3 separate regions of the Homo sapiens genome follow, and regions 1 and 3 are each linked to region 2. The links are chromatin loops, found by intact Hi-C in ENCODE. Cell type or tissue: mammary epithelial cell. All regions are shown on one strand. Region 1 holds the start of KLF6 (KLF transcription factor 6). Region 2 has its middle 55 kb from the start of AKR1E2. Region 3 holds the start of LINC02660 (long intergenic non-protein coding RNA 2660).

The links. Hi-C counts contacts between places; a loop is a spot of excess contacts. Peaks named below come from ENCODE experiments on the same cell type or tissue, not always from the same donor. Only the 100,000 strongest peaks of a DNase experiment are listed, where the experiment ranks them.
Region 1: it touches region 2 in a loop (11-fold over the local background); 37 of 110 quality-filtered maps call a loop at or near these places.
Region 3: it touches region 2 in a loop (4-fold over the local background); 2 of 110 quality-filtered maps call a loop at or near these places.

Annotation. Positions count from the first base shown.
Region 1 is chr10:3,784,096-3,786,595 of GRCh38, reverse strand. KLF6 (KLF transcription factor 6) reads left to right here and starts at 1,387. Exons shown (of 4, transcript NM_001300.6): 1 at 1,387-1,683. The coding sequence starts at 1,582. RefSeq lists silencers at 478-537, 718-997, 1,248-1,847, a promoter at 649-1,586 and enhancers at 1,453-2,008, 2,009-2,500. In mammary epithelial cell, no CTCF peak of the experiment used is centred here; a DNase peak (open chromatin) is centred at 1,175; H3K4me3 peaks cover 1,893 bases; H3K27ac peaks cover 2,270 bases; H3K27me3 peaks cover 135 bases.
Region 2 is chr10:4,770,095-4,772,594 of GRCh38, reverse strand. No RefSeq gene overlaps it. Among named protein-coding and RNA genes, the nearest start is that of AKR1E2, 55 kb to the left of the region's middle. In mammary epithelial cell, a CTCF peak has its summit at 1,248 (motif pointing right); DNase peaks (open chromatin) are centred at 584, 1,094 and 1,674; H3K27ac peaks cover 2,500 bases.
Region 3 is chr10:3,910,754-3,913,253 of GRCh38, reverse strand. LINC02660 (long intergenic non-protein coding RNA 2660) reads right to left here and starts at 1,231. Exons shown (of 3, transcript NR_183984.1): 1 at 1,208-1,231. In mammary epithelial cell, no CTCF peak of the experiment used is centred here; a DNase peak (open chromatin) is centred at 1,333; H3K4me3 peaks cover 750 bases; H3K27ac peaks cover 1,913 bases.

The sequences.
Region 1 (2,500 bases), 990 kb after region 2:
ACACTGTCAATTCACTCTGCATAACCTTCACCGCCCACATACCGCAGGTACAAGACAAACCTCCTTTCTCCACTCCAGACTCACTAAGGTCCCCACCTAGTCTTACAGCCACATGCTTCTGCCGGACCCTCTAAAACTTAACATACAAAACCCTCTAATTTTTTTTTACATAGTCCATTCTTTCAAAATGTTTAATGTTCATTAAACTATTTTGAAACAAAAACTATAATACAGTTACAATTCAGTTTTCCATTTTGGATTTTAAAATGCTCTGGTTCGAGTCTCGACATTTTTCTTAAAAATGAACATTACGGTATATTTTAGGAGATAATTTATATGGAAAAAAACACACACACTAAATGTCGGCTTGCACCTAAATTGTTTACACGTTCATGGGAAAACCTAGCTGTTAACCTTGGTGAGGGCTAAGATCGCCCTCTACAAGATAAACACGTTTCTCCCAATTCCAAGGGGAGCCTGCGTGCTCCCCTCCCCCACTCTGGTGGCCCGGAGGACAGAGGGGACCCTAGGACTGGAGGGGGACGGAGACGGGCTCAGGGATGGAGGGGGACAGAGAGGGACCCGGAGGTGGAGGAGGACAGAGAGGGGTACCCCAAGGTTAGAGAACAGAGGATGACTAGGGGGATGTAGGGAAACAGAGCGGCGCAGAAGAGGACAGTTGGGGACGGGGCGGCCCCGGGCATAGAAGGGGACAGTTGGCGACCGGGAAGCCCCCGGCGTAGAAGGGGACAGTTGGGGACGGGGCGGCCTCGGGCATAGAAGGGGACGGGGGGGAACCGGGCGGCCCCGGGACCGGACGGCCGCCCGCAGGGTGAGCTGCCGGAACCGGGGCTCGCGCGGCGACAGGGCCCGGCTTGGTGACCGGGACGGGCGTGGGGTGGCGGGACCGGGCAGCGGGGAAGAGAGACCGGGACTGGGGACAGGCGACGCGGCCCGCCCCGGCTCTCCCAGCCCCGGCTCCCTTAGCTCCGGCCGCGGGCGCAGTGCAGGGCTCGGCCGCGCACCTCACAGCGCGGACTCCTCCGGCGCGCGGCCGCCCGCGCCTTATATACCCTGCTAAAAATAGCCTGCGAGGCCACTTTCCAATCAGAACGAGCAGAGTTCGAATTGAGCCAATGGTGCGGGCCGTGATGGAGAGTCTCGGTCACGCCAGGCGGGGCCGCTGTGTGTCGCCGCCTGCGATTGGCCGGAGCTGACATCATCGGCGCGCAGCCCCCGGGCCGGGAGCCACGGGATTGGGCCGCGCACGGGGCGGGCGCGGGGCGAGTCACGTGGGGGGAGGGGGAGTGGGGGGAGCCAGGCGGGGGCGGAGGGGGAGGCTGGCAGCGGAGCTTTGAATAGGGAAGTTTTGCAGGGGTTACGTTTGCAGTCAGTCCGGTGTTTGCAAATATTGTGTGGGCTCCGCGCGCTGCGGGCTGCGGGAGGGTCCGGCCGGGCGTCTCTGCGAGCCTGGAGTTTGCATGAAACTTTCACCTGCGCTCCGGGGAGACTTTCGGCTCCGGCTCCCACCGCGCGCCTCGCCGCCCTCGCGACCGCGGGCTCCGTCCAACCCGGCCCGACATGGACGTGCTCCCCATGTGCAGCATCTTCCAGGAGCTCCAGATCGTGCACGAGACCGGCTACTTCTCGGCGCTGCCGTCTCTGGAGGAGTACTGGCAACAGGTAAACGCAGCCGGCCGCGGTTCCCTGCGGGCGCCGGGGCGCGGGCCGGGTCGGCTGTTTGGGGTTCAGACCCGGTGCTCTCTGCGGTCCGCTGGGCCTGGGCCCCGCGCTGTCACCGGGGGAGCGGGCGCAGCGCCCCCGCCGATCGATCCTCCAGGCTGCGATCAGCGTCCGCCCAGGGAAGCCCCAACTCCCGGCACAGCCCGGCCGAGCCCCTGGCACGAGTTCGGAGCCTGTCCCCGCTCCAGACGCCACAGCTGGAGCTTGTCATGGGGACCAACTTGCTCTGCCTGCCAAGGTGTTTTTTTTTTGTTTGTTTGTTTTTTGTTGTTTTTTTTTAACGGATTTTGTTTTTGTTTTGTTTCTTGGTGCTTGTACTTAACAGTTTTTTAAAAAAATCACATTTTGCCCCCAGAACGTAGACCAGCTCTCTTTTATTTTTGTCTTTTTTAAACTGTAGACCATTTCCAATGTGTTTTCTGCTCTTTGGAATGCCTAACATTTCCCCTAGATCTGCCTTATTTGTCTTCCCTGCTTCTCTTGTTGACCAAGAAAAATAAAAATAAAACTGTGTACACCCCAGTGACTTGTCAGTCTTGTGACAATGAGCCCGTCCAAACTGCTTCAAGTCTTAGTTTGGAAAGAAGGACCTCGGTTTCCGACATTGTCGTAGAACTGGAATTTGGGGGCATTGGAAATTTAAGAAACTTACCAGGTCCCCGTGCTTATAGGTAGCATCGCCCGAGGGGAGAGAGACTGACACTCCTCCCATTGTCTCTCCAGCGATCGCAGGAGGGTTTACTGTTGTCTCCCTGCC
Region 2 (2,500 bases):
TTACATTTTATGAGTTTATCGTTCACGCAAAAGTAATAGAAATCTGAAGGAGACTTGAAAGGCTTGAGGCTGAAAAACATCTAATTTATGGAATTTGAGAATTGTAGCATCTCTGGGGTAGAGTTGGGTGTTTCTCTTTGTGGCAGATCTTCTCCTTACTCTGGAATAAAATGATTTGATGAGTAAGTATAGTTTCATACACATGGTGAAGTTTCAGTATAAACTCATGCAGGATTGAGGTTGGAGCCTAGTCATTATTCTTGGTACAAAGGATTAACCCAAACGCAGTTTCTTCATTCAGAGCTACTGTACATTTATTTAGAAATGGAAATTGGGTATATAAACAAGGCAGCATCTTTGTACAATAGAGCATTTTACCCCTAATTTTAGATTTGAATTATTCAATGAAGAAACATGAGGCATATGCTTCCGGGAATGTGGAGGTACATGATCTCCACTCAATGCTCTGAAGAACATTCCATGGCAAGGACGTGGCTTGACTAACATGTCCAACTAACGATGCGCTCTTCTTTAGAAGGTTGTTTAAGAGTGGATAAATATGACTTTGGGGAAAATGGAATATTTCATTTGTGGTTTTTGGTGACCAAACCATTTCTGAGTTTCCGCTTTCCTCTTAAGTAAATAGCTATGTTTATTGTCAATTAATGTGGAGCAGGAAAGAAGACAGCACCCAGATTTCTGCCATTGTTTTGAGAAAGGATATTGGCAGGTTTTCCCAAGCCATCTCCTCCAACCCTCCTTGACACCCTTTGTCCTGGGATCTGGCTCAGTGGACACAGTTATGGGGGGTGGCACATATTCTCAGAGGATAGGAAGTTTATGGGGAAGAAGGGGAATGAAACCCACATCCAGAGACAGAATTATCTGAAACTTTAACATTCAGGGACTCTTGTTTGATAAATCCCTGCAAAATCCTGGGAGAGGCTTCCTCCTTGGCAATATGTTTCATAAGTCATGTTTTATAAATGGCTGCTTTTTATAGAAATTTATTTAATGAAGTAGAATCAGATTTTCTTCTGATTCAAAACCCCAGGAATGGATGAGTCATATGCCCATTTCCTACTCTAACTGCTCTCCTTTCTCCGCTGGAACTTTCTCAGCCAAAAGCATCATTTGGAAGAAGCAAAAACAATCTTATCTAAATGGATGTGTGCAGAGAGGACTTTGTATTTACAAATAATTTGTTTTATTTTCTGCTTCCTGTAGATGGAGCTAAATCCTTAAGCATATGTTTACATGTGATGGAATTCCCAGGAAGGAGATCTTTGAAAGACAATAATAATATCTGCTGCTGAAGGCTTTTAATTCTTTGGACAATAAGTGGTGCTACACTGGGCACAATTTGGTGCTAAAGAAAGAAAGTTATTTGTAGGCAGAATCCTGTACCTGCCTCCTAGTCTCTGCAGAGAACAGAGAGTTTGTTGTTGAATAGAAATGGCCAGCAGTGTTACTATTGCTGTATTTTGTATTTTATCTAAGGTCATATTCAACTTCTTTTTTTTCTCATAAAAAATTAAACTGTTAAACTGCCCATTATCCATTGTCCTTTTACACGGGTGTTTCCTGGTCTTGTCTGTTGCTCAATGTGATTGAATGACCATGTATGACAAATAGTAATGAGCTCATAGTATTTCCCTTAGTCAGTTAATAAACAGTGCATATCTTTGGAAGAAGAGACACACTTTATTACTTCCCCATATGGTTTCAAAGGGATGTGAGAGCACAATGAGTCAGGCCAACAGGAAAACTTAAAAAAAGAAACGGAAAAAAAAGTTTTTAAAGAATCTTATTGTGTTTCTCCCAAGTTGCTCATAGCAACTTGTTTATTAATTCTAGAAATAGGCAAAGAAATTTTATACCTTAATAAGAAAAGAAAAAGACAATATTTTAGGGAGTTTAAATAATATTTATATGGAAAACAATTTTATTAAGTGAATTCACATATGTCTTAAGTGCTTTTTAGTGTATCCAAGACAGCATTAGATACATGTTACTTCTTAAAAAAATAAATGACCCCTCAAAAAGTTTTTAAGACATTTTTCTATTTTTTTCCAATCAGCTTCCATTTTTGTAACTAGTATACTAATTCACGGCAAAGTAAAAACAAACCAATTATAACATAAAATATTACTTTGAGATATTTTGATTATTTTTAAACGTCATAATTATTTGAAATCAGAAAGCAAAAAATGCTGGAATCAAAGTTAATTTCAGCCTCCAAATGTTTAAACTGTGTATTAAAACCTCTCTCATCTTATGTAAATTTTAATTCTTTAAAGTTGTGACATTTTCAAAAATCAAATATATATTTTATTTGGATTAATACATAATCTTGCAGAATGAGTTTATTATAATTTTATTCATATATGAGCTTTAAATTTATATCCCAAATAATTCTCAGAAACATTGGAGTACTCAGTTTTGTAGGTTGGTTAGCATTTTGATGTATCATTTACTATTAGTTTTTAGAGGTTAGAGC
Region 3 (2,500 bases), 860 kb after region 2:
AAGCTCTTTTCTTCCAATATTTGTACCTAACAAGCCTTTTTTTTCTTGCATTTGTACTGTTTGAATTTCATCAAGCATATAATTGTGTTTGTTCCAATGGTAAAAATAATATTTTACTATTTACCTACTTTTTTCAAAGGGCATAGGTTCTCTAAATACTAAGTGGTAGGCAGTGTGCTGAGGGCTGGGGCTGCCAAGGTGAGTCAGAGAAACCCCTGAGTGTGCTGTGCTACCTGCCCGGTGCAGGAAACAGATATCCGAACAGACGATGGGAAAGAAGTGGGTTCTGTGAAGGTGAACAAATGTCCAGGAGGGACATGGGAGGCTGCCTCCAGGGCTGATCTAAACAGACCCCCACGCCTACCCCAGGTTTTCTGGGGGTTTTACTGCTGCTGCCGCTGATGTGAAAGGCGGTCCGTGATGTTGGTGCTCTCCCTTCCCCTCTCTTCCATCCTTCCCAGAACTCTGTGCCTTGGGCCAGGCAAGCTCAACCTTAAAGAGCGGAGGAAGAGGTGAGAAAGAATGAATGAATATTGGCCGGGTGCGGTGGCTCACGCCTGTAATCCCAGCACTTTGGGAGACCGAGGCTGGTGGGCCACCTGAGGTCAGGAGTTGGAGACCAGCCTGGCCAACATGGTGAAGCCCGTCTCTACTAAGAATACAAAAATTAGCCAGACATGATGGCACAGCCTGTAATCCCAGCTACTCAGGATTCTGAAGCAGGAGAATCGCTTGAACCCGGGAGGGAGGTGGAGGTTGCAGTGAGCCAAGATCGTGCCACTGCACTTCAGCCTGGGCAACAGAGCGAGACTGTCTGAAAAAAAAGAAAAAGAAAAAGAAAAAAAAGAATGAATGAATCTACTTCTTCTTCTGTTAAGACAAAAAGGCCCCTAATATTTTTCCAGAGGAAGAGATAGAAGAGGTAATAGCAGCTGAGAGCACCTAGAAAAAAACAGCACTTCCCAGCTGTAGCTCTCTCCAGTGAAAACGCTGAACTCAGAACAAGCATTGTGAAGTCGCAGGCGAGAGAGGCCAGCTCAGGAGGGCCCCCTGACCGCCCCAACAGACCCCACTCACAATCTCTGCTGCACATCTGCCCATGGAACAATGGCACTCCGAGCTCCTGCTCCAGATCCTCATCTTCAGCTAACAAATCAGAAAGATGAACGTCCACGGGCAACGCAGAAAACATCATAGAGATCCCTACCCAGGTTTGTCCTCTTGCTCAAAGAAAGAAGGTCGTGCATTCAGGACAAGTAACGACTTGCTGTAGCTTATCTCCTTCAATCCCAAATAGTTCTCATAGTTGGCTGAGAGAGGAGAGACCAGCCGCCTGTAATACCATCTATGATGCCTGCTCCCTTCTCTCCCTTCCAACATTTCTCCTTGACAACCCCACACCAAGAATAAACAGACGGGAAGGCAAAGATGAGCTACAAAGTTTTGAGCAACAAAGCAGGTCAAGTGGGGAATGAATACTCCCCAGCAAAACACAGAGGATCCGATTCAAGAGTTCATTGTGAATATAAGCACATAGGTTAAGCCTGCATACACCGAAAATAAAAATAACCATGCCTGATTTCAAGACTGAGACAGAAGAAAAAAATTACTCAGATAGATACGGTGGTCATCTTCACAGCCTTTTGAGCTAGCCAATATTCACTTCAATTGCCTGAGGTTTGCAGTAACTCGCTTTGGGTTCTAAAAGACACAGTGGGCTCACTGTCCCCCTTTGGGTGTCCCTCTCTGCACAGATAAACCAGCGGCACGCGGAGGGCATGAGATAGAAGCCTGTCCACAAGGGAGGAATTATCTTTTACAGGCAATCTGGGAGCACCATTGAAAAATGCTCTTCTGTGATGAAATTATGAATGCTTTCACATCAAACAAAAATGTATTGTCTAAACCCTGGGTGAATATTGGATGTCATTTTTTTTTCTGCTCAGCATTTTGATATAACTATGCAATAATCTCCAAGTAATTTCATGTTTACATACACCAGGTGACACACGGCATATGTGAAATTATGGCACTTAGGAATATTAAAGGCATCTAATGCATAATGAAAACCGTATATTGAAGAATAATTTTTCTTCTACAGTTTTATAAGCAGTTGACAAAAAGCTGACAGGAGAAATTCTTCCAATAATGGAAGTACTCTCAGGTTTAATTCTCTTATAACAATTCTATTATGCATAAAGTAAGACGGAAGAAGTCATTGGCTTATGATCTAAAGGAAAGCATAATCGCAAAACTATTGCAATCAATGCTGTTGAAAATAATTCTGCAGATAAAAATTTAATAATTTTATATGAAGATACACTGAATTACAATTTTAGGTCAAGTTGATCTTTCAAAGACAGACTGACTACCTTTTTGAACAAAAAAGACTATGCCACGTGGTATAGTTTATGTCTACCCTTTGTCTAAGGAAGCAAAATACATTTGAACAATTATTTAATTGAATCTACTTAACATCATTGATTATTTACACCTAAAA